Linked DNA regions of Mus musculus: region 2 is linked to region 1. The links are chromatin loops, found by intact Hi-C in ENCODE. Cell type or tissue: heart. All regions are shown on one strand. Links, peaks and the distances in the headings refer to the core of each region. The heading gives the core; the rest is flanking DNA. Region 1 overlaps Cnga2 (cyclic nucleotide gated channel alpha 2). Region 2 holds the start of Gabre (gamma-aminobutyric acid (GABA) A receptor, subunit epsilon).

The links. Peaks named below come from ENCODE experiments on the same cell type or tissue, not always from the same donor. Only the 100,000 strongest peaks of a DNase experiment are listed, where the experiment ranks them.
Region 2: it touches region 1 in a loop (3.0-fold over the local background); 2 of 42 quality-filtered maps call a loop at or near these places.

The regions. Positions count from the first base shown.
Region 1 is chrX:72,008,052-72,023,946 of GRCm38, forward strand. It overlaps Cnga2 (cyclic nucleotide gated channel alpha 2), which reads left to right. Exons shown (of 7, transcript NM_007724.3): 7 at 65-2,167. The coding sequence ends at 1,464. Among named protein-coding and RNA genes, the nearest start is that of Cnga2, 24 kb to the left of the region's middle. In heart, for the core only: a CTCF peak has its summit at 4,924 (motif pointing right); a DNase peak (open chromatin) is centred at 4,370; H3K27me3 peaks cover 575 bases.
Region 2 is chrX:72,266,276-72,282,801 of GRCm38, forward strand. Gabre (gamma-aminobutyric acid (GABA) A receptor, subunit epsilon) reads right to left here and starts at 8,446. Exons shown (of 9, transcript NM_017369.2): 1 at 8,371-8,446; 2 at 3,410-4,860; 3 at 2,954-3,021. The coding sequence starts at 8,426. In heart, for the core only: no CTCF peak of the experiment used is centred there; a DNase peak (open chromatin) is centred at 8,556; H3K4me3 peaks cover 1,465 bases; H3K27ac peaks cover 530 bases.

The DNA.
Region 1 (15,895 bases), core at 1-8,000:
AGATTTATCTTGGGAGACATAGGACTGAGGATAAAAGTGACATGTTGGCTTATATCTCTATCAGGCTTCCTAGAACAAGGGCTCCTGGTCAAAGACCCCAAGAAATTGCGAGACAACTATATCCACACTTTGCAGTTCAAATTGGATGTGGCTTCTATCATCCCCACTGACCTCATTTATTTTGCTGTGGGTATCCACAGCCCTGAGGTACGCTTTAATCGTCTGTTACACTTTGCCCGTATGTTTGAGTTCTTTGACCGCACTGAGACACGTACAAGCTACCCCAACATCTTCCGAATCAGCAACCTGGTCCTCTACATCTTGGTCATCATCCACTGGAATGCTTGTATTTACTATGCTATCTCTAAGTCCATTGGCTTTGGGGTTGACACCTGGGTTTACCCCAACATTACTGACCCTGAATATGGCTACCTGGCTAGGGAGTACATTTACTGCCTTTACTGGTCCACACTGACCCTCACCACCATTGGAGAGACACCACCCCCTGTAAAGGATGAGGAGTACCTATTTGTCATCTTTGACTTCCTGATTGGTGTCCTCATCTTTGCCACTATTGTGGGAAATGTGGGCTCCATGATCTCCAACATGAATGCCACACGAGCAGAGTTCCAGGCCAAGATTGATGCTGTCAAACACTACATGCAGTTCCGAAAGGTCAGTAAAGACATGGAAGCCAAGGTCATCAAATGGTTTGACTACTTGTGGACCAATAAGAAGACAGTAGATGAACGAGAAGTCCTAAAGAACCTGCCTGCAAAGCTTAGGGCAGAGATAGCCATTAATGTTCATTTGTCCACTCTGAAGAAAGTGCGCATATTCCAGGATTGTGAAGCTGGCCTGCTGGTGGAACTGGTACTGAAGCTTCGTCCTCAGGTCTTTAGTCCTGGAGATTATATTTGCCGTAAGGGGGACATTGGCAAGGAAATGTACATCATCAAGGAGGGCAAATTGGCAGTGGTAGCTGATGATGGTGTGACTCAGTATGCCTTGCTGTCAGCTGGGAGCTGCTTTGGTGAGATTAGTATCCTTAACATTAAGGGTAGCAAAATGGGCAATCGGCGCACTGCCAATATCCGTAGTCTGGGCTACTCAGATCTCTTCTGCTTGTCCAAGGATGATCTTATGGAAGCTGTGACTGAGTATCCTGATGCCAAGAAAGTCCTGGAAGAACGGGGTAGGGAGATCCTGATGAAGGAAGGTCTACTGGATGAGAATGAAGTGGCAGCTAGTATGGAGGTAGATGTTCAGGAGAAGCTGGAGCAGCTGGAGACAAACATGGAGACCTTGTACACTCGTTTTGCCCGCCTGCTGGCTGAGTACACTGGAGCCCAGCAGAAGCTCAAACAGCGCATCACAGTGCTGGAGACCAAGATGAAACAGAACCATGAGGATGATTACCTATCAGATGGGATAAACACCCCTGAGCCAGCTGTTGCTGAATAGCCATAGGTGCCTGTCCAGCCTTGCTTTGACCCCAGGAGTTAGAAGTGCTGTATAGAACTTTACATTTACACACATTATGCTCATGTCCCTCCGAACTCCCAAAGCCTTGCTGAGGCTTAAGGTTTTGGCTACATCTTGGAGTCCCCTTCCAAGTCCAGCTAACAGCCAAGCTTGTGGATAATGGAGATCATGTGGGTTGAATTTCTAAGAGCGTGACCTCCTAAGTCTCACAAGGAATCAGAGAATAGCTAAATTGTCCTTCCTGAGGCTTTTCTGGGACTAGATAACTAGACAGTGTTCTCTGAAGAACACTGTGCACCACAATGCCTGCCTGACTCCTTTTAGCTTCTTTATATCGAGTCACTCCCTACTGCATTCTGCCCCAAATACCTTTTTAATGTGTTCTCTGAACAGCCTGTTTCCATGCACTTGTACACATTTAAGAATTGGCTGCAGACACTGGGCCCCCTACCCTGCCTCCCAAGGCATGCAAGGTCTGTGAGGGGAGTGGGAAGGTGGGTTTGAGTGTTGGTGCTCAGGGTCATACTTCCTTGTCAGACAATGTCACTCTGAGAAGGAGGTGGCTGGCAGCTTTGGCCATCACACCTTATGCACACAAGTTCTGAAGAGTTTGTGAAGGCTACTGCTGCATGAGATACTGTGAATTAGAGGCACTTAAAAGTTAATAAATTCCTTTCAGCTACTTGTGGTTATTGCTCAACTCTCTTTCCTCACATTTCCTTCCCCTCACCCAAGAGTTTCCCCACTGGCATGTATTTAGGCATCTTTCTCTGCCCACCTGAGCCTCACTGCTCTTTTAGGACTCATGCCTGAATCTAGATCTTTGTAGAAAATCCTTTTACCTACACCCACTCCCCCATTAGATAGCTTCACATTCCCTAAGTTCACACAATTCCCAGAGTACCCCCTTTCCTGGTTCTTATATTGTGTGTCCAGTTTTGATAGACTTGGTTGCCCTTCCAGACTGTGGGCTTTACAAAGGTAAGGTCGAGGCAGTCTCCTTCACTGTTTTAGCTGTAGCTTTGGTGACATGTCTTCCACAGAGGAGGCATTCAGTGTTTCTTTGTCTAGAGAGTAAGGGAATGTTCAAGTGAATGAATATGGGAAAGAAGGAATACAAGTGACATAAAATCATATGCTTCCACCTGCAAGCAGTCACATCCATAGAAAAATACTGACCCACTTCCTGTTTAGGCACGCTATTACTCACTCATCCACTTCCCATAGGAAAATCATATGTGAAATTTATCATCTGAAACATTGTATAAAATCATCAAACCTTTCTCATATTGAGAAACCCAGTATCTATTAAATAACTCCCTATTCCACCCACCCAGTTCATGACAATGGGAACTGGATTTTCTACAAATGTGGCTGCCATAGGAATATCATATAAATGGGATCCTGTAGCATTCATTCTGTGTCAGCTTACTTCACACAGTATTATTAAAATGCTTCCATGTTGCATCACATGCTATATTTCCTTTCCTTTTTAAAGGCCAAACAATATTTCAGTGTATGGATATGACACACTTTACTCATTCAGCCAGCAACTGAGGAGTATTCAGTTTCTGCCTATGATTTGGCTATTGAAATACTGCTATAAACATGGATATGCAAATATCCTGGGATCCTGTTTTTAGTTCTTTGGGAGACACACATTTCTTGAAGTGGAATTGTTGGGTCCTATGGTTTCTTTTATTTTTAGGAACTGCCACACTGTTTTGTTCAATTTTAATTTTTTCCATATCCTTGCCAACATTTACTTTCAGGTTTTGGATATGAGCCCTCCTCTTGGGTGTGAGACAGTTCTTTATTTTGGTTTTGACTTGCCTTTCTCTTATGAGTTATAAATCTGTGCATTTTCACATGTTTGTTGGCCATTTGTATGTCTTCTTTGGAAAAATATCTTTTCAAATTCTTTGGCCACTTTCAAGTCATCAGATTGCAAGTGCTATTTATGTATTATAAATATCTTTACCACATTTGCAAATATATTTCCTGTCTCTCAACTTGCCTTTTCACTCCCTTGACTGTATCTTTCAACGCATGGTTTTTAAATTCTTTTAATTGTGCTTCTTTTAAATTCAATGTAGTTTCTTTTCTCATCCCCTGGCTTACAGTAAAAAACCTTAGCGAGAGGAAGTTTCACCTAGAGGGATCTGTAACATCATACAGACTCAAGTCTTGGGCTTAAGGTGGTAAACAGTAGGGAGTTAGCACTGGTGATGGGTCACTGCTTTGTATGTACTTGGCTTCTCTGTTGTGCTATTATGCTGGAAAGAAGACTGTAAGCCCTTCAGCTTAAGAGAGGCCCAGCCAACAGGGAGAGAAGCCCCTGTATCTAAAGCCCTGGACAGCTGCTTGCCATAATGCTTGTTGCTAAGGCTGCACTGAATTAATGTTTTTACAAACCCTGGAACCTGCACAAGACATTATTCTTGCATGCTTAGAAGAACACTAGTGCCAGAAACAGGTGGCTGGTTATATTGAAAATGCTTACCTTCCTATCAGCAAGAAAGTGGTAGTTTCTCTATGGAGTCTGGTTTACCTTCAGCCAAGCCCTGGAGCTGCTTGCTTGCTTTGACAAAGCAGGGCTCTCTAGGTTTAAAAACACAGACTTTAATGCTCAGCTTCCCTTTTCCCAGACATCCTTGTATTTCATCTTCCACAACATTTTTCTGTGCATTAAACATCTATGTTCCCTTAATCTTGAGTGTGAGGTGTGTGTGTGTGTGTGTGTGTGTGTGTGTGTGCACACGTGTGCGTGTGCACGCGTGTGTGTTTGTGTCTTGTTTTTGTGAGTCTGTTTGGGACATGGCACAGACATCCGGTGAGCCTTTGGACGTCAGCCTAGTCAGACAGTGTCTATTTCTGACCAAGCCCCATCCACCCCCTTTCCTCTGTTCTCTCAGCAAGATCGTGACTCTCTGCTGCTTGTTGCTGGCCGCCACCCCCGCCTCTTTCTGTAACTGGCTGTAGTGAAAGAGCTGAAATACATTTTCCATTGTGTGCTATGTTTATTCAGTACAACATGATGTTCTCTGCTCTTAGTTTACAAATGTTTAAATTGGAATGGTTTTATTTTCTTCTGAAAATATCCACCGAAGATAATTTGCCCCACTTGTGCATGACCATCAATTTTCTTTTGTATTGGTGACCTATAGAAAACAAAAGCCCCTGCTGTCCCTCACTTTTTCTTCCCTTTCTGTCTGACCCTTGTTGGTCACAGCTTCTCTTACAGACTGCCACTCCCATCCTGGATCAGGCAGACTTAATCAGCAGCATTAATCGATCTGTTTCATAGCTTGAAGCTGAAAGATGGGACACTTGTCACATCCTTTTTTGGAGGGAGATCAATGTAGAGGGATCTCCCCACTGTTTTGTCCAATAACAAGGAAGTCCTCAGGGCACAGAAAAGGAACCCAACCACCAGAGGGCGAACTGACATCAGGAAAATGGGACGGGTTATTGTGTTTTACAGCCCCTTTATAGCACACACACATACAGATGCCCCCTTTACAGCACACACACAGAGACACAAACAGACACACATACACACCACACATAGGCCCATAACACACACCAACCAGGCCTACTTCAGCAGTTAGGTGACACCTTTAGGGCTTCACATGGCTGTTGGTGAAGTCTCTTTTCCAGGACCTCTACAACTTCTACTCCACTTGTCCTAGCCTAAGCTAATATCAGGTCTCTGCTGGATAGCTTCAGTCACGACTAAAGAGATGTGTGGCTTCCGACCTTGTCCTTCATAGTCCATTATTTATAAGAAAATTATATTCTGTCACTTTACTTAAAATATCCCAGTGGGTTTCTATTATTCTGATGATAAAACTCAAACTCATGGCTCCAGTTCCATCATCCTAAAAGATATGGCCCTGCTAGGATCTCTGACCCTGCTGAATCCTTTTAACAACCTTCTTATTTCCACCCCAGGCTTCTAGTCTCCTTTTGATTTCTCACATACACTAAGTGTCCTTCTCCTCTATAGCCTCACACTTGATCTGACTCTGTCTCTCAGTGTGTGTGTGTGTGTGTGTGTGTGTGTGTGTGTGTCCCAGAGATCTTGTCAAGACTGGCTCTTTTGTCTTTAGATCTCCTTTGGAGATCAACTCTGAAAAGATTCCATGCTACTCTGTATTGCCACCTTATTTGACTTTCCTTTTAAGTACTTAGCACAATCTTCATATCAGCAACCCAAGATAGGTATTTTGTTGTTTTCCTACTACATCTGCAGCATCTATAGCAGCCATTGGAATGTTAGTGTTCTCTAAATGGAAATGCTAGTAGTCTTAAGGCAGTGCCTTCTTTTGCTCTCTCCATTGAGTTAGACCCTACACCCTCAGCCTCATTTCCCTGCCTGTTCTTAGTCCTGGGTATACTTATCCAAACATAACTCATGGACATTCCATTACCTATCCCAGAACTGTTTTATAAGAAATTCAGCTTCTTATTTCTTTTTTTTAAATATTTTTTAATTACATATTTTCCTCAATTACATTTCCAATGCTATCCCAAAAGTCCCCCATACCACCCCCCCCACTTCCCTACCCACCCATTCCCACTTTTTGGCACTGGCGTTTCCCTGTACTGGGGCATATAAAATTTGCGTGTCCAATGGGCCTCTCTTTCCAGTGATGGCCGACTAGGCCATCTTTTGATACATATGCAGCTAGAGTCAAGAGCTCCGGGGGGGGGGGGAGTACTGGTTAGTTCATAATGGTGTTGCACCTACAGGGTTGCAGATCACTTTAGCTCCTTGGATACTTTCTCTAGCTCCTCCATTGGGGGCCCTGTGATCCATCCAATAGCTGACTGTGAGCATCCACTTCTGTGTTTGCTAGGCCTGGCCTAGTCTAACAAGAGACAGCTATATCAGGGTCATTTCAGCAAAATCTTGCTAGTGTATGTAATGGTGTCAGCGTTTGGAGGCTGATTATGGGATGGATCTCTGGATATGGCAGTCTCTAGATGGTCCATCCTTTTGTCTCAGCTCCAAACTTTGTCTCTGTAACTCCTTCCATGGGTGATTGTTTCCAATTCTAAGAAGGGGCAAAGTGTCCACACTTTGGTCTTTGTTCTTCTTCAGTTTCATGTGTTTTGCAAATTGTATCTTATATCTCAGGTATACTAAGTTTCTGGGCTAATATCCACTTATCAGTGAGTACATATCATTTGAGTTCTTTTGTGATTGGGTTACCTCACTCAGGATGATGCCCTCCAGGTCCATCCATTTGCCTAGGAATTTCATAAATTCATTCCTTTTAATAACTAAGTAGTACTCCATTGGTAAATGTACCACATTTTTTGTATCCGTTCCTCTGTTGAGGGACATCTGGGTTCTTTCCAGGTTCTGGTTATTATAAATAAGGCTTCTATGAACATAGTAGATCATGTGTCCTTCTTACTGGTTGGGACATCTTCTGGATATATGCCCAGGAGAGGTATTGCGGGATCCTCCGGTAGTACTATGTCCAATTTTCTGAGTAAATGCCAGACTGATTTCCAGACTGGTTGTACAAGCTTGCAATCCCACCAACAATGGAGGAGTGTTCCTCTTTCTCCACATCCTCGCCAGCATCTGCTGTAACCTGAATTTTTGATCTTAGCCATTCTGACTGGTGTGAGATGGAATCTCAGGGTTATTTTGATTTGCATTTCTCTGATGATTACAGCTTCCTATTTCTTGCCTCCAATCTTTCCCTGAAATATTCTTCTCTTTCTTTTCTGTCACCTCTTAAAGTCACATTCTCCCTGAATCCTCCTTTTATCTCTTGGAAGTAGATGTACATTCCTCTTACTAGTGCTCATGGGTATTGTTGGCTTTCTTTCCTTTTCTTCTTTAAGGAAAGATTTCTGAGAGTTTCTCCCCCCCCCTTTTTTAATTAGGTATTTTCTTCATTTACATTTCCAATGCTATCCCAAAAGTCCCCCATGCCCTCTCTCCAACTCTCACCACAAACACTCCCACTTCTTGGCCCTGGCGTTCCCTTGTACTTAGGCGTATAAAGTTTACAAGACCAATGGGCCTCTCTTTCCCCTTATGGCCGACTAGGCCATCTTCTGATACATATGCAGCTAGAGACACGAGCTCCGGGGGGTACTGGTTAGTTCATAATGTTGTTCCATCTATAGGGTTGCAGATCCCTTTAGCTCCTTGGGTACTTTCTCTAGCTCCTCCATTGGGGGCCCTGTGTTCTATCCAATAGCTGACTGTGAGAATCCACTTCTGTGTTTGCTAGGCCCCAGCCTAGTCTCACAAGAGACAGCTATATCAGGGTCCTTTCAGCAAAATCTTGCTAGTGTGTGCAATGGTGTCAGCGTTTGGAGGCTGATTATGGGATGGATCCCGGGATATGGCAGTCTCTAGATGGTCCATCCTTTCATCTCAGCTCCAAACTTTGTCTCTGTATCTCCTTCCATGGATGTTTTGTTCCCAATTCTAAGAAGGGGCAAAGTGTCCACACTTTGGTCTTCGTTCTTCTTCAGTTTCATGTGTTTTACAAATTGTATCTTATATATTGGGTATTCTAAGTTTCTGGGCTAATATCCACTTATCAGTAAGTACATATCATGTGAGTTCTTTTGTGATTGGGTTACCTCACTCAGGATGATGCCCTCCAGGTCCAACCATTTGCCTAGGAATTTCATAAATTCATTCTTTTTAATAACTGAGTAGTACTTCATTGTGTAAATGTACCACATTTTCTGTATTCATTCCTCTGTTGAGGGGCATCTGTGTTCTTTCCAGGTTCTGGCTATTATAAATAAGGCTGCTATGAACATAGCGGAACATGTGTCCTTCTTACCAGTTGAAACATCTTCTGGATATATGCCCAGGAGAGGTATTGCGGGATCCTCTGGTAGTACTATGTCCAATTTTCTGAGGAAAAACCAGACTGATTGCCAGAGTGGTTGTACAAGCTTGCAATCACACCAACAATGGAGAAGTGTTCCTTTTTCCCCACATCCTAGCCAGCATCTGCTGTCACCTGAGTTTTTGATCTTAGCCATTCTGACTGGTGTGAGATGGAATCTCAGGGTTGTTTTGATTTGCATTTCCCTGATGATTAAGCATGCTGAACATTTTTTCAGGTGCTTCTTTCAATTCAGTATTCCTCAGGTGAGAATTCTTTGTTTAGCTCTGAGCCCCATATTTTAATGGGGTTATTTGATTTTCTGGAGTCCACCTTCTTGAGTTCTTTATATATATTGGATATTATTCCCCTATCTGATTTAGGATAGGTAAAGATCCTTTCCCAATCTGTTGGTGGCTTTTTTTGTCTTATTGACAGTGTCTTTTGCCTTACAGAAGCTTTGCAATTTTATGAGGTCCCATTTGTTGATTCTGGAGCACAAGCCATTGCTGTTCTATTCAGGAACTTTTCCCCTGTGCCCATATCTTCGAGACTTTTCCCTACTTTCTCCTCTATAAGTTTCAATGTCTCTGGTTTTATGTGGAGTTCCTTGATCCCCTTAGATTTGACCTTAGTACAAGGAGATAGGAATGGAACAATTTGCATTCTTCTACATGGTAACTGCCAGTTGTGCCAGCACCATTTGTGGAAAATGCTGTCTTTTTTTCCACTGGATGGTTTTAGCTCCCTTCTCGAAGATTAAATGACCATAGGTGTGTGGGTTCATTTCTGGGTCTTCAATTCTATTCCATTGGTCTACTTGTCTGTCACTATACCAGTACCATGCCATTTTTTTATCACAATTGCTCTGTAGTACAGCTTTAGGTCAGGCATGGTGATTCCACCAGAGGTTCTTTTATCCTTGAGAAGAGTTTTTGCTATCCTAGGTTTTTTGTTATTCCAGATGAATTTGCCGATTGCTCTTTCTAATTCGTTGAAGAATTGAGTTGAAATTTTGATGGGGATTGCATTGAATCTGTAGATAGCTTTTGGCAAGATAGCCATTTTTACTATATTGATCCTGCCAATCTATGAGCATGGGAGATCTTTCCATCTTCTGAGATCTTCTTCAATTTCTTTCTTCAGAGACTTGAAGTTCTTATCATACAGATCTTTCACTTCCTTAGTTAGAGTCTCGACAAGGTATTTTATATTATTTGTGACTATTGAGAAGGGTGTTGTTTCCCTAATTTCTTTCTCAGCCTGTTTATCCTTTTTTCTAGAGAAAGGCCATTGACTTGTTTGAGTTAATTTTATATCTAGCTACTTCATTGAAGCTGTTTATGAGGTTTAGGAGTTCTCTGGTGGAATTTTTAGGGTCACACACACACACACACACACACACACACACATATATATATACTATCATATCATCTGCAAAAAGTGATATTTTCACTTCTTCCTTTCCAATTTGTATCCCCTTGATCTCCTTTTGTTGTCTAATTGCTCTGGCTAGGACTTCAAGTACAACGTTGAATAGGTAGGGAGAAAGTGGGCAGCATTGTCTAGTACCTGATTTTAGTGGGATTGCTACCAGCTTCTCACCATTTACTTTGATGTTGGCTACTGGTTTGCTGTAGATTGCTTTTATCATGTTTAGGTATGGGCCTTGAATTCCTGATCTTTCCAAGACTTTTATCATGAATGGGTATTGGATTTTGTCAAATGCTTTCTCAGTATCTAAGGAGATGATCATGTGGTTTTTGTCTTTGTGTTTGTTTATATAATGGATTACGTTGATGGATTTCCATATATTAAACCATCCCTGCATCCCTAGAATGAAACCTACTTGGTCAGGATGGATGATTGTTTTGATGTGTTCTTGGATTCGGTTAGCGAGAATTTTTATTGAGTATTTTTGCATCGATATTTATAAGGGAAATTGGTCTGAAGTTCTCTATCTTTCGTGGGTCTTTCTGTGTTTTAGGTATCAGAGTAATTGTGGCTTCATAGAATGAATTGGGTAGAGTACCTTGTGCTTCTATTTTGAGGAATAGTTGTTTTTTTGTGTGTTTTTTTTGTTTCTTTGTTTGTTTGTTTTTTCTAGACAGGGTTTCTCTGTGTAGCCCTGGCTGTCCTGGAACTCACTTTGTAGACCAGGCTGGCCTAGAACTCAGAAATCTGCCTGCCTCTACCTCCCTAGTGCTGGGATTAAAGGCGTGTGCCACCACACCTGGCTCTGTGGAATAGTTTGTGAAGAACTGGAATTAGATCTTCTTTGAAGGTCTGATAGAACTCTGCACTAAACCCATCTGGTCCTGGGCTTTATTTGGTTGGGAGACTATTAATGACTGCTTCTATTTCTTTAGGGGATATAGGACTGTTTAGATCATTAGCCTGATCCTGATTTAACTTTGTTACCTGGTATCTGTCTAGAAATTTATCCATGCCATCCAAGTTTTCCAGTTTTGTTGAGTATAGCCTTTTGTAGAAGGATCTGATGGTGTTTTGGATTTCTTCAGGATCTGTTGTTATGTCTCCCTTTTCATTTCTGATTTTTTTTAATTAGCATGCTGACCCTGTGTCCTCTAGTGATAGTGGCTAAGGGTTTATCTATCTTGTTGATTTTCTCAAAGAACCAGCTCCTCCTTTGGTTGATTCTTTGAGTAGTTCTTCTTGTTTACACTTGGTTGATTTCACCCCTGAGTTTGATTATTTCCTGCAGTCTACTCCTCTTGGGTGAATTTGCTCACTTTCGTTCTAGAGCTTTTAGGTGTGTTGTCAAGCTGGTAGTGTGTGCTCTCTCTAGTTTCTTTTTGGAGGCACTCAGAGCTATGAGTTTTCCTCTTAGAAATGTTTTCATTGTGTTCCATAAGTTTGGGTATGTTGTGGCGTCATTTTTACTAAACTCTAAAAAGTCTTTAATTTCTTTCTTTATTCCTTCCTTGACCAAGGTATCATTGAGTAGAGTGTTGTTCAGTTTTCACGTGAATGTTGGCCTTCTATAATTTATATTGTTATTGAAGATCAGCCTTACTCCATGGTGATCCGATAGACTGCATGGGACAATTTCAATATTTTTGTATCTGTTGAGGCCTGTTTTGTGACCAATTATATGGTCAGTTTTGAAGAAGGTACCATGAGGTGCTGAGAAGAAGGTATATCCTTTTGTTTTAGGATAAAATGTTTTGTAGATATTTGTTAAATCCTTTTGTTCATAACTTCTGTTAGTTTCACTGTGTCCCTGTTTAGTTGTTTTCATGATCTGCCCATTGATGAAAGTGGTATGTTGAAGTCTCCCACTATTATTGTGTAAGCTGCAATGTGTGCTTTGAGCTTTACTAAAGTTTCTTTAAGGAATGTGGCTGCCCTTGTATTTGGAACATAGATATTCAGAATTGAGAGTTCCTCTTGGAAGATTTTACCTTTGATGTATATGAAATGTCCCTCCTTGTCTTTTTTGATAACTTTGGGTTGTAAGTTGATTTTATTCAATATTAGAATGGCTACTCCAGCTTGTTTCTTCAGACCATTTGCTTGGAAATTTGTTTTCCAGCCTTTCACTCTGAGGTAGTGTCTGTCTTTTTCCCTGAGATGGGTTTCCTGTAAGCAGCAGAATGTTGGGTCCTGTTTGTGTAGCCAGTCTGTTAGTCTATGTCTTTTTATTGGGGAATTGAGTCCATTGATATTAAGAGATATTAAGGAAAAGTAATTGTTTCTTCCTTTTATTTTTGTTGTTAGAGTTGGCATTCTGTTCTTGTGGCTGTCTTCTTTTTGGTTTGTTGAGGGATTACTTTCTTGCTTGTTCTAGGGCGTGATTTCTGTCCTTGTATTGCTTCTTTTCTGTTATTATCCTTTGAAGGGCTCGATTCTTGGAAAGATAATGTGTGAATTTGGTGTGAATCTTTTTGCATTTTGCATTTTCTTTGATTGTTGTGCCGATGTTCTCTATGTAATCTTCTGCACCTGAGATTCTCTCTTCCATCTCTTGTATTCTGTTGCTGATGCTCGCATCTATGTTTCCAGATTTCTTTCCTAGGGTTTCTATCTCCAGTGTTGCCTCACTTTGGGTTTTCTTTATTGTGTCTACTTCCCTTTTTAGGTCTAGTATTGTTTTGTTCATTTCCATCACCTGTTTGGATGTGTTTTCCTGTTTTTCTTTAAGGATTTTTAACTCTTTAGCAGTGTTCTCTTGTATTTCTTTAAGTGAGTTATTAAAGTCCTTCTTGATGTCCTCTACCATCATCATGAGATATGCTTTTAAATCTGGGTCTAGCTTTTCAGGTGTGTTTGGTTGCCCAGGTCTTGGTGAGGTGGGAGTGCTGGGTTCTGGTGGTGGTGAGTGGTCTTGGTTTCTGTTAGTAATATTCTTACGTTTACCTTTCGCCCTCTGATAATCTCTGGAGTTAGTTGTTATAGTTGTCTCTGGTTAGAGCTTGTTCCTCTCGTGATTCTGTTAGCCTCTATCAGCAGACCTGGGAGACTAGCTCTCTCCTCTGAGTTTCAGTGGTCAGAGCACTCTCTGTTGGCAACCTCTCCTCTTACAGGGAAGGTGCACAGATATCTGGGTTCGGACCTGCCTCCTGGCAGAAGATGAAGGCCTGAAACAGGGCCTGTCCCTGAAGCTGTTAGCTTCTGTAGACCACACTCTCACCTGTCAGAGGGATCCGGGAACCAAGATGGCACCCCAGGTGCTCCAGCTAAGCCCTCCTGAGCAGGGCAGACACCTCTCCTCTGGCAGGGAAGGTGCCCGAATGTCTGGAGCACGAAATGGGGTCTGCTTCAGAAGCTGTCCTCTAGGGACCTTGGGGGTGTCTGCTGACTCTGCGCCCAGGTGACCCGGTGCTGGCGCTGACTGGAAGGGATTTGGGACCCTGGTCAGGCTGGCTTTTCTGCTTCCCTAATTCTGTCTCAGGTCCTGTGAGATTAGATTGGAACAGAAGTTGTGTTCCACTCACCAGTGGTCCTAAGATTGCATGGAGAATCCTCCAGGGCACCTTGGGGGTGTCAGCCAACTCTGTGCCCAAGCTGACCCGGGTGCTGGCACTAACTGAAAGGCTGGGAGTTTAATACTGCGTTCGTATAGTCTATTTTATATGTATAGTCTATTTTATGGTGTGTGTGTGTATTGTATTGTGTATGTATTATATTGTGTGTGTATTGTGATGTGTGTGTATTGTTGTGTGTGTATTGTGGTGTGTGTGGTATGTGTGTGGTGTGTGTTGTTGTTTACTTATTCTCTGGAGGGTTCTGCTAATGGCAGAGTTCTTCAACAAGAACAAGGAGCTGTGATAAGCAGGGTTGTGATGCCATCTGGTCCCAGCAGGAGAAATGGTGTGCCATGCTGTCCATGGGTTCACTTGTAGGTCACTTTTCCTCTGAAAGAGACTGAGCTGCCAGATACTAAGTGATTTTGCTTCTCTCTGAGTTGCCCCTGGAAGGACAATCTAGCCATATTTTTTAGCACTTTCATAGTAGCTCAAGGTAGAGAGTGTTCTAAGAGAGTCTAAGAATGCTACTATTTTGTTCTGTGGACAGAATTAATCGTTTCTAAGAACCTTATACTGGTCTTGAAAGATGCAGTTTGGTAAACCAGACTGAGTGTCAGACCAGTAAGCCAACTGAGCAAAGATATTGGAGCAAAAGGACAAGTGTCCCTGTTTGTGGTGGAGCCCATGGGTGCTGGTGGGAGGGGTAGAGCATGAATTGAATTCTTCTTGGGCTTCACAGATCCAAGAATTATCTTTTGCTTCCCTGGTTGACCTGAACAAATTGATTTGTCTTTTGGACTCAGAGTTTCTCAGTGCCCTTTACAGCCCTTCTGGAGTCAGGAAGAGAATCTATCTGTCTTCTTTTGTATCCTCGTATCACATTGTTGAAGTGATAACTTCCAGCAAGGCCTTTGGAGTTGCCAGTTTCTGTGGATCAATGTTTTTAATTAGATGGGTTTTCTTGTTTCTCCTTTATTGGATTGAGTAAGCAAATTAAATTGAGCAATTTGTTGTTAGGTCATTTAAGTGCCAACTTGATTTCATAACCTGGTCTTGTGCCACATACAAGTCCTTCCAACTTCCTCTGGAATGATGGAACCAGACAGCAGCTAGAGGAATAGGTATCCTGGGGATGTTGAGGATCAAGTCCATAGAACTTGGCCCAGCTCTCTTTTGTGGTCTAGGCATATGATTAATGTGGGTGGTTCCAGGGCTTTGGGGCCAGGCCTGGATGAGAACAGTAGTGAGATGCTACTAATCAGAAGTTTGATTGCCTTATGCCATGGCCTCTGTTTCCCTGTTTAGTGTGTAGCCCTCTTGAGACTCTGGCATTTGGTAGTACTCAGGCTACTGATTTGTTTGGTACTGAAATACAGATCTTGAAAGGTCAAGCCATTTGGAATGAGAATGTTGCTTGAGTAGAGCTAAAAACCACCTTGGTCCTGCAACTAGCTGACTACCACACAGTTTACCAGCGGCTCTAAGGTCTAGAAAGCTATCCTCTGTGCTGTTCTGTTTCTGGCCACAGAGTATACTGGGGGCGCTCTAGCGCCACAAGTAGAGCGTGCCACAGCGATTCCAAGCCCTTGCCAGCAGCTCTCCACATCCTGGGAGCCCTTCTGCACGACCTGGATTTCACTGAGGGGGCTTCACTAAGACCCTTAGTTATCGATGCATTTGGAAGAACAGATGCAAGCACAAGGTGTAGCAGGAAGAAATTTTCCAAATGTTGGCTTTGAATCTCCCTATTCCAGTGTCTCCCGTGGTAGAGTTTTGCTCCTTGTCCCCTCCTCCCCTATCCTCTCACTGCTGGGATCTCTGGCCACATATGCTAGCAGCACAAGGCCATGCTGTAATAATGTTTGTGACAAATCATTCCATTTCTTGTCCTAGAACACAGAGGACTTGTTTAGCTGTGGACCTTTCGCCTCTCTGATCTATTCTGGGAAGGGGTACAGTTGGATGTGCTCTGAGAAGGGGTAGGGTTAGCGTCTAGTGTTGGAAGAGTAGAATTGGAGACTCTAGTCTATATTCCAGGATCCTGGGATGCAAGAGTGAGGAGGCAGGTCTGCAGACAGGCTGCCAGGACCTGTTGAATTCAGAGAGGCAGTGACAAGATGTGACTTACATACAGGGACAATGGCTGGAGGGCTCCTGCAAGGGCTGGGGACAGGCAGTAGGACCATAGGGCTTGGTAAATAACATTAACAAGGCGAGAACCTAAGCAGGCAAATTGGGAATGCAGACAGAGATCTGTGACTGCACTAGCTGTCTGCCTCTGAGTCACCGCTGCAGATCGATTTTAGCTCTGAGCACTAGGATATGCAATGTGCTTCAAAACTGCTGCTGGGTTGGATTCCCTCCTTAAAAAGAGGAACAAGCTCTGGGCACAGCATCAGTGACCCAGAAGTACTGCTTCTTCACTATAGGCCTCAGTTAGGGCTCATGCCTTTTCACCTTTACCCTCTTGAATAAACTTGATTACCATTGTCTGGAGATTCCTCTGAATTCTACTTGATCAAGCTGCCTATTGTCTGTATCTGT
Region 2 (16,526 bases), core at 4,969-12,968, 260 kb after region 1:
TACTTGGGAAGCTGAGGCAGGAGAATGAAAAGTTCAAGTTATGCCTGGGCTAGACTGAACCAGGCTAGACTGAACCAAAGCCAGCCTGGGCAACAGAGCGAGGCCCTATCTAAAAAAAAATTAAAAAAAATTATAAAAAGGGGCCAATGACATACTTCAGTGATAGAATATTTGTCCATCATGAATGAGTCACAAATCACAGAAACCCAGACCCTAAAGGGCATTATCACCCTCTGAGAAGAAGGAACAAAAATCCCAGCTGGCCTTTACTGCACTGGGGCAATAGGTGCCAGAAGCAGCCATCAAACTGCTGGTAACCAGAAAAGAAAGAGCAAAGTGTTTACCACAACGAAGTAGAAAAACCAGCCATTAATGGCATTGCTCCTGATCCTGTCTATCCCTGTCCTGTCATGTTTTGTCATGTCCTACCTCATGTACCCTCACAAAGAGCCTTCAAAGAATTTGCACCTTCCCAGTAGCTGGCAAAGTCTCATTCATATCTCAGCACATGAACTGTATGGTGGTTGATGAGAAATCTTCCCCTCCTCCAGCCATGCTGTAGGTCTGCTATACAATGTTCAAAACAAGCATTTCATTGCTGTTTAAGAAGATACCAATTATAAATTCTTCATACATCAACGTATAACTAATGATTTGCGATTAAGTTTGACAGGTAACTAAAGATGGATCTCTTTTAGTCTAGCTGAAATAGTAATGTGGCATTTCAGAACTGGCTTAATTAGAACCACCTTCAATAATTACCATAGTAAGAGCCAGCATTAGCAACTGGGAATGCTATGACCAGGAAGTTTTATCTAGATTGGTCACTCCTTTTAAGGCCAAACTGGGTATTTTCAGAGTTAAGCAAGGGAATGAATAGAAACATTTGAATACAATGTACAGGAAATGATTTTAGGTTTCTCTCTACTATTCTACCTGCCCAAGTGACTGGCACCAAATACCCAGTTAACCAACTCCACTGACTAGGTTGCTACCTCTTTTACCAAGAAACCTTGCTGAGACCATCAATTGCTTCAAATGTTGATGTCAGAAAAGGAGACTTGGCTGCCACAAAGAACAACAGAGATAACCCATGCCATGCCATTGCCATGATATGTGGCTATGTGGTAGACATATATGTTCTCCTCAGCAAATGAATTAGAGGAAAGCAGGCTAAACAAGAACAGGGGCTCACCCTTTGTTTTATTAAATGATATGGAATTGTGTAGAAGCTGAACTCCTTGAAGGAGATTATATATACTATAAGGCTTTACAAGGTTAAAAAATACGAACTTATTGGTTAAATAGGTCACTCTCTTGTTCCCATAATGAACTAGCACTGTGTCTGATTTCAAATTGACTGACTTCTGGATGATTAGATTGAACACTTAGGGCTTGTTGGGTCTAAGTACTCCTAGAAGCTCAGGTGAGACTGGTGCTAGCAGGATTAATAGGTGTTGAACAAGGAGAGATGGTGCATTTATGTATTATAAGTGGGGTTAATGGTCTTCTGACACAAGGATTCTTACAGAGGATTAAAAGTAGTTCCCCCTAGTTATGACCTATACAAATTGCCTGAGAAAATTTGCACTGCCTTTTGATTTTATAGAACACTCATCCAACATACAGAGTCAAGTAACTTAGGATCATTTGCTGTATTTATCAATGTGTGTGATCTCTCCTACTTATTAGCCTATGAAATTTAGCCAAGACTAAGTAGGTGAAAGTGGGCATCTTATTAATGAAGGAACCAGTCAGTTTACTAGAATTTAGAATGGCATAATAAAGAGAAAGAGCAGGGAGTACACCTACAAAAACATTGTGAGCTAGGCTTTTACCCAGTTTATGTACACAGCTTGATTCTCATCACTGTTACTTACCTCTGAGCCCATCAGGACCACCCATCTCAACATCAGCTGCTGAGCTCTGGATCACATGGTACTTATTAGGTGTCATTAAGGATGTTAAACCAAGCCCACTATTATTATGGAACTGGTTACCACAACCTTCCATTGTCAAATACTGCACGTCTGAATTTTGCAGAGCATCATTTGTAATTCACTTTTAGCTACGATATACTATGCTCTTAGCATTAAAGATTCAATAGCAGAGAGAGCAAGACTAACATAAAAACAATTAATTACCATGAAATATACTAGGGAAGATAAACTACATGTAATCCAGAAAAAATTGAGTGCCCAGAGAGGGACATGGTGTATGACAGGAGCAATTAGTTACTATGTGAGGCAGAGAAGTTGCCTTGAACAGATGCTATGTGAGCTGGACCCTGAATGAGTGAAAAAGTAGATCAATGGCATCTTGAACTTGCACAAAGGTCCAGCTCTGAGGTACAATGTTGTCTTAGAATGTGCATATTATAGTGTGATTATAGTCTGTGGACTTTAATGGGATGAAAAAGAACAGAGTCATAGCTTGCTAGATCGTGGGTTTGAACTATAAATACAAGAGGCACATTACCGAGGAAGCTTGCTCAGTAGGACTGGGCAGGAAAACATTTGCATATTTCAGGTGAAAGATGATGGAAGTTAACTGGAGATCATATTGATAACAGGAAAGGAAAGGAGACAAAAGGACTAAGATAAAATTATAGGGATAGGTGTACAGCAAGAAATATCAGTTATAGATTTAACTTCATCCAATAATCAGACAAAAGACAAACATTCAATTGTGATATTTACAGTTGTTTTATTGTTTTTATTTGAATGAAAAACTGAAGATTAGAGTCAAAATCCCAAAGGTCCTCTTCAGGCAGCAAAAGACTTACCTTTTCCATTCATGTTCTCAAGTCAATTGTGATTAAAACCCCCACCTGAACACCCAAACAACAAAACCCTACCTGCTGGATTAGTAACACAAACAGCAGAAAGCAAGAGTAAGTGGCACCCTTGGTGTCCAATCTAGAAAAAAACTGTCATCAAAATTCTGTACTCACCATGTCTGGGGTGGAAATAGGCCCGAGGCTGTTGACAATGACTTCAACAGTGACCACAGTAGGCTTCTCTGTAAGACATAGACATAGTACAGGGTAAATGTCACATAAAGGCATGACATCAAACAGGGAATCATCGAAGGAGGGAAGAGGGCCAATCCTATTTCCTTTGTTCTTCTATAGAAAGTCCCAGCTCATGGACTACAAGGGCTAGGTATATATCTTCAAATCATTCATCTTATTTTAGAATTGGAAAAACTGAGAGCAATAGAATAGAAAAGTGTTGACCAAGGTCCATGGCATTCTTAACCTAGAGGAGCCATTGTGTCTTACCTGGTGAATCCACAGCAGTTCCTATCTGTATGTGGTACCTTCATCTATAACCCATACTCATTGCCTACAACTACATAGAAAACCTGCTTTTTCTTTATCAGACGAGGCCTTCTTCCATTAACTCACCTCCAATGCCAGGGCGCAGTTTATGGTCATAGTTGCTCAGGATGGTGTTAAGGATTCGAGAAGCTCTTGTCAGTTTCCCACCTGGGCGTTCAGTCATGCAATCAACAGTGAGTTCTGGTTCTTTTGCTGGAAGCTTCTTTCCACTAGGTTGAGGCTCCAGCTGGGACTGGGGCTCTGATTTCATCTCTGGCTCTGGCTCTGGCTCTGGCTCTGGCTCTGGCTCTGGCTCTGGCTCTGGCTCTGGCTCTGGCTCGGGCTCCGGCTCGGGCTCGGGCTCGGGCTCCGGATGGGGATGGGGATGGGGATGGGGATGGGGATGGGGCTCCGGTTCCGGCTCCAGGTCCAGCTCCGACTCCGACTCCGGCTCCGGCTCAGGCTCAGGCTCCGGCTCAGGCTCCGGCTCCGGCTCCGGCTCAGGCTCAGGCTCAGGCTCAGGCTCCGGCTGGGGCTCCGGCTTGGGCTCGGGCTCGGGCTGAGGCTCAGGCTCAGGCTCAGGCTCAGGCTCAGGCTCAGGCTGGGGCTCAGGCTCCGGCTTGGGTTCTGGCTGGGGCTCAGGCTCCGGCTTGGGTTCTGGCTGGGGCTCAGGCTGGGGCTCAGGCTGGGGCTCGGGCTGAGGCTCAGGCTCAGGCTGGGGCTCAGGCTCCGGCTTGGGTTCTGGCTGGGGCTCCGGCTGGGGCTCCGGCTGAGGCTCAGGCTCAGGCTGGGGCTCAGGCTCCGGCTGGGGCTCGGGCTCAGGCTCAGGCTGTGGCTGTGGCTCAGGCTGTGGCTCAGGCTGAGGCTCAGGCTGGGGCTGGGGCTCAGGCTGAGGTCTGGGTCGGGGTTGGCGCCCAGCCTGGACCTGGCCTGGGGTCTGGGGCTCAGGTTGGGGCTCGGGTTGGGGCTCAGGTTGGGGTTCAGGCTGAGGTTCGGGTTGGGGATCAGGCTGAGGCTCAGGTTGGGGCTCGGGCAAAGGCAGTGGCAGGGGCCAAGGCAGAGGTTGGGGAAGAGGCTGACGGCCAGCCAGAGGCTGAGGCTGAGGTTCTGGTTGGGGCTCAGGCTCAGGCTCAGGCTCAGGCTCAGGCTCAGGCTCAGGCTCAGGCTCAGGCTCTGGCTCAGGCTCTGGCTCCGGCTGGGGCTGAGGCATGGGCCAAGGCAGGGGCTGGGGCAGAGGCTGGCGCCCAGCCAACGGCTGTGGTTGTGGCTGCGGCTGCGGCTCAGGCTCCGGCTCCGGCTGAGGCTGGGGCTCAGGCATCGGCTGAGGCTGAGGCATCGGCTGGGGCTGGGAACTAAAGACTACATCATCATGGCCAGGGGATTCAGCCTGGGGCTGGGGCTGAGGGCCGAAGACTACAGTATCTCCAGCAGGAGATTCAGGCGGAGTTAGAGGCTGTGGCACAGGCTGAGGCTGAGGGCCAAAGACTACCTTATCTTGGGCAGGGGGTTTATTCTCCAGATTAACATGAGGTCCAACCCTAGAATATAAAAGCAAAAAATTAAGCTCTAACCTTCAATCATTAAGGGTTAGGGTTGATGCCTTTTGGGGTAGAAGAAAAACAAAATATTTACACCACAAGCCTTAATTAGTGAGGGGGGGTCATAGTAAACGAGGAGGCACTAACTGATAAAATTTGATAATTCCTTTTAAATTTTATTGCTCTTTGGAGACTTTATATGCAATTCTTTCATAATTCTTTATTTTAAGATGGTCAATAACAAATGACTAAATTTTCAAAGGCTGTTTCATGTGAAAGCAAGTAGCTGTGCATGGTTTCGTGAACTCTGGCCAATCAGATGCTGTTACTAACCTTAGCCTCACATATGCCTGAGCCACGGCACCTGAGAGGAAGGGTCAGGCCAAAGCCCAGGACTGCTGAGGAATGCTTGGAAGTATATAGGACTGAAAAATTCTGGGATGGTTTTATAATATAATCAAGGTTATGACATAGAGGAAGACAGACTACAGAGCAGCACTTTGTGGCTTCCTTCAACAAGGAAATGGCTAGCCAATGGGAGACCATCTTGGGTACCAGGACCAATAATGAAAACAGCAATACTACTACTACTACTACTAATAATAATAATAACAATAACAATAATAATTAATACACACTTTAGAAATCCATCTGCAAATATATGGAATTCCTTGACAGCCCTAGGGTATGAGCAGCGGTGATGAAAGGTGTCACTGTGGTCATTTTCTGACATATCAGTTGTATGCTTATTATTTGAGCACTTTTCTGTATATGGGTTCTAATTCAGTAAAAAGGCATTATAACATAATCATACATACCCATAATATATGAATCACAGTCAGGTTCTGATTTTTACAATAAAATTAGAAAACCATATCATAGAGATACCGTGGAACTAGAGCATAAACAAATAATTCTTAACTATTTTTACTGGTGAAGCCCTTAACGACTATAATATTTATATACAAAATAATATGATGTCTGACATTTATTTAAAAAAACTAAGTTGAAAGAATGGTATGTAGGGGGCAGAGAAAACAAGTCACACTTTATTAATATTCAGGCTGATGGTGGCTATATGGATATTCAGTTTGCTACATATACTTGAAAAAATACAATTAAAAGCGTTGGAAAAAACTTTCAGCACTAATTAACGTTTGATGTTGAAAGGCAAGAGAGTGGTTTCCTCTAGGAGGATTTTAAGTTTGGTGACACTTGGGGGTGGGGCAATTATTTCCTTATCATCTCGGTCCTGGTTACCTGATCATGTTTACTTTATGAAAATTCACTGAGCTGTTGTTCATTTATGATTGCTATACCTTCATATTTGTGTATTACACTTTTAAAATGGTACTTTAAAGCCACCAGGCAACTTAATCCCTAAAATAAGAGCAGCAGCCTAAGGTGAGCAGGTTCCTGTGGTGCAGACCAGGGGACTGGCAATTGGGCATCAAATTGTTGGGGTTTTTTCTTGTTGTTTTGTTTTTGTTTTTCTGCAGTGTTCTGAGCTTTTAGAATAGTATAATTGCCATATAGATAGGCTAAGCTGTTGCCATTTCTCATTTCTGAAATGGCTAATTCCCATACTGGGCTAAGCAAAGACTAGGATTGGGAAAAGCATTTCTATCTTCAAATGTCATATTTAGATGATGTGTTCTTTCCTAAGGTTTTTCAGATCTCCTAGGCATCTAGAGGCTAATCCCCCAGGCCAACACCCCAAGGGACCAGAGATCCTCTACTAGGCCTACAAGGAAAAGGATCTGGGGGGAGTGGAGGTTGCTTTGATTCTTAGATTTGATTTTGCTAGTGTAAACAAACAAATAGCCACACCCTGAGACCTTTGGGGTTAAGAAGCTCCTGGATATACATACACATCATCAAAAAGCCACCAAGCTCTTTTTCAAGGCTAGATTTTCCAGGGAAGCTTTTCAGACACCCACAGTCTTCCAGATGTGATAATTCTGGATGAGACTGAAGCTCTGCACTACCACCTTCCAAATCTAGCTAAAGAGGGAAGCAAAAGAACTTGAGGAAGACCCTGGCTTTCTTTCTCAATATGCTGGCCTTTAAAATTTATTGATGGACAAACAATATGAGCCCATATGAGGAAAGGGCTATGCTCAAAATCATACACCTGATTTGAAGCTGAGCATGAACCAAATTGAAGTTTGGCCCAACACACTCCACTGCCGCCTCCCCTTTCCTGACATCACAGGTTGCCATGCTGACAGTGTGAGCACGTCAGTTTCATGCCCCCCCCCCCCACTCTGGCCGGATGGGCTGTTTTTCCCTCTTATAGCCCTCCCTTCTTCTTCACGCCCCCTCCTTTATCCTCGGCCATCTTTTGTCCCAGAAAAAAATACCATCTAAATGGACATGAATAGCAAGAAATTCTTAGTACACATTTAGAAACATTTACCAAGACCCTTCTGAGGCCAGCCTCACCTTAGGGTACCAGAAAGCCACCGGGTATCCACATCCTCCCTGAGAAGCTATGTAACCTGGGTTGAGAAGACACATTGCCCCTTCTCAAAACAAACAAATGAAAAGACACAAGCCCAATGCCATGGAGACTTCTAGAAACCTCGACAGATCAGGAAGCTTAAAAACTTGTGACAGCTCACACCCCACAAGAAACAGCTTCCAATTAAAACACAGGCACAAAACAACCATCTTCCACCCTAAATGCCAAGAAGTCCTAGGGACACCCTTTATACAAAGGCCCGGGCTCAGGGGTTTTAGGGAGGGAGGCTGGCTACTCAAGAGAAATCAGAAAAAAAGGGAGGGGGCTAGAAATCCAGGCCACAAACCACAGACCTCAGAAAAGAAAAACATTCCTGGCCTCTGATTCAGGTCTGTCCCTAAGACCAAGCAGGGTGCTTTGGGGTGAGAAGGGGAAGGGGAGGTAGGTGGGGTGGGAGCCCTTAGATAACTAAGGCTCAGGTTCCTGACTGAGACTGGAAGGAAAACGAGCAACGGGATGGGAAGCAAGTAAAGTCAGAGTTGCCTGGCATCGTGCCTGGTACTAGCAGGCGCTCCGAATAAGAAAAAAAAAATGTGAGCAAGAGTGAATCGATTAGAAACACTAAAACATTTCGAGGCACTTCAGCTCCCCCCACCCCCAGCCCAGAAGCCACCTTCCCAAAGTCCCCAGCACAACCCCCTGAGTTGTAAGCGCCTAGCTCCAGCGGTTTCTGCGCGCCCTTTCCCCTCTTCCTGCGTCAGTCTACTATAGGGAACCAGGTGCTCTTGCTTCCTGGCCGACCGCTCCAGGGCTTTGAGGGCCAGCCGGAGTCCACGACGCCAATGGACCGAACATGGTCCCACCTGACTTGCCCGGGCTCCCTGTCTTCAGCCCCCGGACGCCCGTCCTACAGGGGGGCCCACAGGAGGGTAGCATGCGTCGAAGGGACAAGGGACCAGGCTGGCCTGGTTGGTCACAAGGGACCCTGGGGGTCCCGGAAGCCTGCTGGGCACAGAAGGCTCCCCGGTCCCGGGATGGAGACTCACCTCCACTGAAGGGCCAGGAACATGTTGAGAAGCATCAGGAGAACTTTAGGCAACATCTCGGCGGTGCCTGGCACGACCACCTGTGTAGAGGTCGCAGCGCAGGTCTGGCTGTTCGGAGCGAGGTGGAGGGTTTTGTTGGGCTCCAACTTTCACTCCTCCCACTCGCCCCGCCCCAGTCGCGCTCCGCACCTTGGCCCCGCCCCCTGAGCCCCGATGGAAATCTCCGACGACGTGATCGCTGCGGCAGCGAGGAGCGAGGCTAGGGAGGGCGGGCAGGGGGTGGAGATGAGGGAGCCCTGTCGCCAAGGCCCCCAGCCGCCAGCACTGCGGCGCTGCCAGACAGCCAGGGCGGGTGGGGGGGGGTGGGGGGTGGCGGGAGGAGTAAGGAGGAGGCGAGCCTGCAGCGTGAGGCCCAGGGCTTGGGGAAAAACCGCTGTAGCGGTTGTGGCCTGGGGAGCCTCCACTGGCAGGGAGAAGACATGCGCGTGGGCATTGCGGGTACTTTGCTGCGACCCCTTCCAGACCCCTTGATGAGCTTTGAGGTCCTTGTGTTCTTCCTTACAACCTGTTGAGCCCCATCAATCTCCACATCTTCCCTTAGCCTCACTGATTTTTTCCTGGTCTCACTCCACACCCTCCAGCCCTTCAGAACACATCTAAGGAAGCTAGACAAACTCAGTACCACCCTTGGTGCAGGAAACAAGAGATCCTTAAGGGTTTTCCCTAGTAACCTCTGGTCTGAACCATTGTACAGGCCAATTCCATGGGACTAGGGAACAGTCACTAGCAAAGGATCAGATAAAGGCATTCACTGGAAGACAATCCCACAGGGACACTGACTCAACATTCTTTCCTGTTCAGCCTTGGGGCCTGGGTGTCAGAAGAGGCTTTCGAAAATGTCTCTCCACAATAGGCCAGGCAATTTTTTTTCTTAGAGAATATTCCAGAGAATAGCAGAAGAAGAAATGAGAAAGCCTGTTAGGGGGAGGGTAGCATACCAAGAATCTCCAGCATCCTTGGAAATACATTTATTTATTTATTTATTTATTTATTTATTTATTTATTTATTTTGCATAGAGCCTTCTAATTGACTTCAGATATTTGCACGACAAGCTCTCATTGAGCACTAGCAATAGCCTCCTTTACCTGTTGCTCTAGAAAGCACTGTGGGCCTGAAGGCTCTGTGGAGAGGTTTTGTTGGAGCTCACTAATCTAATAAGCTCTCTGCAGCAGCACCCTCTCTATTGCATCCCTCTGATTTGTCACGTTCAGAGCGCTGCTCTCTGTGTACTTTCGCAGGCATTGCTTTTTGAGCTTGTTTATAGTGAGCAGGTCTTTATCAATGAAGTAAGCTTGGTTCTCTCTCTCTCTCTCTCTCTCTCTCTCTCTCTCTCTCATGCACACACACACACACACACACACACACACACACACACACACACACACACATCTCCCAGCCTCTCAACTGCATGCCTGAAAGTTAGAAGGCAACAAGTATATCTTTTTTTTAAAGATTTATTTATTTATTTATTTATTTATTTATTTATTATATGTAAGTACACTGTAGCTGTCTTCAGACACTCTAGAAGAGGGCATCAGATCTCATTACGGGTGGTTGTGAGCCACCATGTAGTTGCTGGGATTTGAAATTTGGACCTTCGGAAGAGCAGTCGGGTGCTCTTAGCCACTGAGCCATCTCACCAGCCCGCAACAAGTATTTCTTACTGGCCTGCATAAAGCTTTGTGTGGCCGAGTACCACTGAGCCAAGCAGCTATGGATCAGAACCTCCTTCAGGGGTTAAGACCATCAGAAAACACAGAGATTCACATTATGATTCATAGCAGTAGCAAACATTACAGTTCTGAATTAGCAACCAAATAATGTTATGGTTGGGGGTCACCACGACAAGAAGAATTTTTTTCCTTTTTTTAATTTATTATGTATTTTCCTCAATTACATTTCCAATGCTATCCCAAAAGTCCCCCATACCCTCCCTCCCACTTCCCTACCCACCCATTCCCATTTTTTTGGCCCTGGCGTTCCCCTGTACTGGGGCATATAAAGTTTGTGTGTCCAATGGGCCTCTCTTTCCAGTGATGTCTGACTAGGCCATCTTTTGATACATATGTAGCTAGAGTCAAGAGCTCCGGGTTACTGGTTAGTTCATAATGTTGTTCCATCTATAGGGTTGCAGATCCCTTTAGCTCCTTGGATACTTTCTCTAGCTCCTCCATTGGGAGCCCTGTGATCCATTCAATAGCTGACTGTGAGCATCCACTTCTGTGTTTGCTAGGCCCCGGCATAGTCTCTCAAGAGACAGCTATATCTGGGTCCTTTCAGCAAAATCTTGCTAGTGTATGCAATGGTGTCAGCGTTTGGAAGCTGATTATGGGGTGGATCCCTAGATATGGCAGTCTCTAGATGGTCCATTCTTTTGTCACGGCTCCAAACTTTGTCTCTGTAACTCCTTCCATGGGTGTTTTGTTCCCAATTCTAAGAAGGGGCACAGTGTCCACACTTTGGTCTTCATTCTTCTAGAGTTTCATGTATTTGGCAAATTGTATCTTATATCTTGGGTATCCTAAGTTTTGGGCTAATATCTACTTATCAGTGAGTACATATTGTTTGAGTTCCTTTGTGATTGGGTTACCTCACTCAGGATGATGCCCTCCAGGTCCATCCATTTGCCTAGGAATTTCATAAATTCATTTTTTTAATAGCTGAGTAGTACTCCATTGTGTAAATGTACCACATTTTCTGTATCCATTCCTCTGTTGAGGGGCATCTGGGTTCTTTCCAGCTTCTGGCTATTATAAATAAGACTGCTATGAACATAGTGGAGCATGTGTCCTTCATACCGGTTGGGACATCTTCTGGATATATGCCCAGAAGAGGTATTGCTGGATCCTCCGGTAGTACTATGTCCAATTTTCTGAGGAACCGCCAGACTGATTTCCAGAGTGGTTGTACAAGCTTGCAATCCCACCAACAATGGAGGAGTGTTCCTCTTTCTCCACATCCTTGCCAGCATCTGCTGTCACCTGAATTTTTGATCTTAGCCATTCTGACTGGTGTGAGGTGGAATCTCAGGGTTGTTTTGATTTGCATTTCCCTGATGATTAAGGGTGCTGAACATTTTTTCAGGTGCTTCTCAGCCATTCGGTATTGCTCAGGTGAGAATTCTTTGTTTAGTTCTGAGCCCCATTTTTTAATGGGGTTATTTGATTTTCTGGAGTCTACCCTCTTCAGTTCTTTATATATATTGGATATTAGTCCCCTATCTGATTTAGGATAGGTAAAGATCCTTTCCCAATCTGTTGGTGGTCTTTTTGTCTTATTGACAGTATCTTTTGCCTTGCAGAAGCTTTGCAGTTTCATGAGGTCCCATTTGTCAATTCTTGATCTTACAGCGCAAGCCATTGCTGTTCTATTCAGGAATTTTTCGCCTATGCCCATATCTTCGAGGCTTTTCCCCACTTTCTCCTCTATAAGTTTCAGTGTCTCTGGTTTTATGTGAAGTTCCTTGATCCACTTAGATTTGACCTTAGTACAAGGAGATAGGTATGGATCGATTCACATTCTTCTACATGATAACAACCAGTTGTGCCAGCACCATTTGTTGAAAATGCTGTCTTTCTTCCACTGGATGGTTTTAGCTCCCTTGTCGAAGATCGAGTGGCCATAGGCGTGTGGGTTCATTTCTGGGTCTTCAATTCTATTCCATTGGTCTACTTGTCTGTCACTATACCAGTACCATGCAGTTTTTATCACAATTGCTCTGTAGTAAAGCTTTAGGTCAGGGATGGTGATTCCACCAGAGGTTCTTTTATCCTTGAGAAGAGTAAGAAGAATTTTATTAAAGGGTTGCAGCACTGGGAGGGTTGAGAACCACTGATTCAGACTCTGATGAGCAGAGGAGAAATGACTGCAGAGCATATTTTTAGGCCCCTCCTGATTCATAGATCCTTGGAAGAACCATGTTGGTCAGCATGTGGCCTATGTAATTTCACAGGGCTTCTTGCTGGCCCAAACTATTCTACAGTACTGCGCTGTTACCATCTTAAATTTCCTAAGAATTTCTAAACATGCAGCCCTATATTTCATAGTCTTTGACCATTTGAAATGGTATATCTGGTTTTCCTTGACCTAGAATATGCTCTGGTAACCACTAGGCCCCATTCACCATAAGAATGACTGAATCCTGGATAGTCAAAATAGACTGGTCTTTAGGTCCCCCAATCAGAGACTATTACAGGTTGAGTTTAGCCATTTTGCCAACTTTCTCACAATCACATCTATAGCATAGCTACAAGAACTTGTGCAAATTACTCAGTTATTATTGTTTCCTTGTACTTCAAATGCTTGCTATGTAGTAATCTTTACCAGGTCCTATACTGAGTGATAGGAGAATATACAGAAAGAACTCATATACCATTTTGACTTTATTATAAAGCTTAGGCTAGGAGAAGGAACCTGGAGATTTGAAATATAAGACCAAGGTTCAGGAGAGCCACAGTAATCCCAGGAAGACTCTTTCTCATAGGCCTGTGCCCATCACAACAAGAAGAGGGGCTTCCAAGCTGCCAAAGTGCAGAGATGGGCATCCCCAGGGAATTTGAGACAGAAATGTGCAGTGACTGACAAAGAAACAGGAGGAGTTTGCTGGAAAGTGTGCGAAGAGTAACTGTGGGAAAGTAAGGTGGATTGGGAGGCTGGCCAACCTATTGCTAACACTGAATCTTGCCAAGAGACTGCATGCTATCCTGTAGGCAACAAGGATGTTTCAGAAGGGTAACCAGTGGAGACACTATATATCAGAACTGTCCTTCAAGAAGAATTTCAAGAAAGAAAAAGCTGGAAGAATCACAAGAGAGAGCTATAGGGATCTCTAATAGATAGGACAAACAGTTCATTAAACTGTGTGTAGACAAATGGAAGAAGGCTCTTCCCAGGAGACCAGGGTGCTACCACAGAAATAGGGACATGAGAGATGAAAGAAGAGCTTTTAGTTACTGCTGTGAAAACAGTTCCCTAGATTGCATTATACTTTCTAATGCTCCATTAAAAATAAAAATTTACATTTATTGCTTAGGTTGTAGTGTATATGTGTACATGTGTGTGCACATGTGTGGAGGCATATTTTTCTCTTGGCTATTTGTAATACAACTTATTATTCAAGCCACATCTAAACAAAATGTTCACATAGCAGCTGTGTTTTCATAACTAGACCAAACTAACCACTGATCAGAATAGTAGCAAGTACCCTCTTGTCAGTTGTGAATTATCAGAGTTAATGACAAACATCAAACTATTATGTGTCCTGCTTGCTATGTGTATGGTTTAGGGATGAAATCAGAGCTGAAAGTTTTAAAGCCTGTATGTTCCTGCCTTAGCTTGGATCCAACTGTAGCATGCACAGCATGCTTTCCCTCTTATACTAAGGGGAAAATACCAGTTGACACAAATCTTAAAAGACCTGTGGGTTGTTAATCACTTGGGATTTCATAAGACCAAGATGCTGGAAACAGTTGAGAGTATTGAGCTATAGATAGTGTAATCTATATGATTGGGGCTAATTAAAGGTCAAGCAGAAGACATTTGTGCTTCAGAATATGTAGCCTGACAGTGGAAATAGAGATGGTATCAGACATTGCTCAAGTATCTGCTGCAGATAGTGTGGACAGAGATTGAATTCTAGACCCCCAAGTAGATGCTAACTAAATATTCACAAATAAATTAATTCAGCATTTCTGGGCTCTACATGTATATTAAGATGAGATTTAGAACACTTTCAACTTCTCATGGCCTCATGAAGCATTGAGTAGTGTGTCATATGTAGTCAGTATGCAACAAAACCTATCATTTGCCATTCTTTTTTTTCGATTGTTAAAAATATTTACTTTTGATTATGTGTATCATGGAAGCATTAGGAACAGAATTGGGATCATCAGAATCACACATAAATGCCAGGTAAGCATAGCATGGTAGCCCTCGTGTAATTCCATCCTGGGAGAATGGAAACAGGGGGGTCTTCAGAGCACAGATTCCAAGATCAAGTGGATCTATCAATGAGTTCTAGGTTTGATTAAAAGACCCTGCCTGAATGTATAAGGAGATGATCCCCTACAGCAACAGAAGATAATATAGAATACAGCTTCTTGTGTATATGTGTGTGTGTGCACATACATGTTACATATTATTATATTATATAATTCATTTGCCATTCTTATCATTGCCAATGTTAAGGAATAACTGGTAAGTAGCAAAGCAAGCATATTTGTTATCAGTATCCAGGAAATGTCTGGCCAAGAAATAAATCTCTAGATCAGTATCAGTATATATATATATATATTGCAAGCAAGGGCATGTCCCCAGAAAGTGGAAATGACATGTGTAAAACTTGATTGCATATTTTGGAGCATGTGAACCACTAAAATACTCCAGGATGTTGGGCCCAGCCTACATCAGAGAAGAAACATGTCTATGATGGAGACTAAAGGTCAACAGAAAATGGTGGTAGAAAGTATTTTTAGTCTATTAACAGCTTCATCCATGTATTAGCTAGACAAAGGGTAACAGTGATCATTGAGTTGATCAACAGGGAGAACACTATGGAAGTTTGTATGAGCTATTGCAATGAAGCAGTAGGGCAGATGCTGGTTCAAATAGCTGATGAAAACACAAAAGCTACAGTACAAGAGGGGTATCTAGTACTAAAACTTGACCACTGGAGCTAATGACATGCACACACTGTGTATGTCCATGCAAGGAAAATGTTTAAAGATGTGCAGTCACTCTCTCTTTCCCCCTTTCTCTTCGTGTGTGTGTGTGTGTGTGTGTGTGTGTGTGTGTGTGTGTTTAGAAACATGGAAATAAACAAAACACTGATGGAAGTAAATTCAAGCTTAGAAGGACATGTAGAGGGGGAAGTGAAGAAATATGCCCATTCAAGTGGCACTAAGAGTTGATGCACAGAGGAGCTAAAGCTACATTCTGACAAGGTGGCAGAGAAGCAGTATTCAGAGTTGAGGTGTGAGGGTGGAGACACTTGTTTCACACAGCAAGGTGCTGGTAAGCTAGCTATTGGGAACTTGAGAAGTTATGAAGGGACTCAGGACCAATAGAAGTGCCAGAAAAGTTACTGAAGCAAGACCAATGTGCGTGTGTGAGCTACAGAGACCAGTGGAAGGCAGGCCGCAGAGCTGCTGAACCTGCTTGTTCGAGGGACATGATTAACTGCACCCCTATCTTCTCTCCTCTTATTCAAAGTAATTTCAAATGTACAGTCTGTGGCAAACAGAATAGAAAATTTCAATACATCCCTAATAAACACTATGGAGACTTAAAGCCACAGTCACATTGGGTTCCAGAAACACAGCCTCAACACTCACCCATGCCTCAGATTCAACAACTGACAGGTAAATATAAAGGGTAGGTTACCTTTCTCCATGACTCATAAGCCCCAGAAAGTGACCCATCTCATGAGCAAAGTAGACACACCACATCTAGAAAGGGCTTTTTTATATCAGACATCCAAGATTCTATTTCTCTTTTAAAGTATTCATTTAATTTTATGTGACTGAAGGGTTTTACCTGCATGTATAGCTAGCTATATACCACTTGCCTGCCTGGTGCCTGTGGAGGTCAGAAGTGCATAGTTGTGGATGCTTACAATCCAACCTGGATATTTTATAAGAGCAGCTAGTGATATTAACTGCTGAGTCATCTCTCCAGCCCTTCTTTTTAACCCTTTAAACTTAATAATTAAGTTTAATATGAACCAGAGATGGAACTGAGCCTCTACTCTTTGTAGCAGGGTTTGGAGGGAAAGGGGTCTGTACATGCCAGAGCTCCTTTTCTTAAAGCACTTCCCCTGTTACAATACTTCTCCTCTTTTGTGTCTCCCTCTGCTATATAATAGAGCCAGCACTGCCTCACTTTCTCATAGGTGCTCTTTTGACATATAATAAAAGTTGGAGAAATATTTTTCGGTGGGAAGTTTACAGTTATAAAACAGGAAACAGGCAATGCACAGACAAGGAAAGAGTTCTGATTGTTTCCAGTACTAAATGCTACAGAGAAGTTGAAAATGGTAATTTAGCCAAGAACTATAGCAAGAGATAACTGGGGCAACTTGATCTGGCCAGGGTGCAGG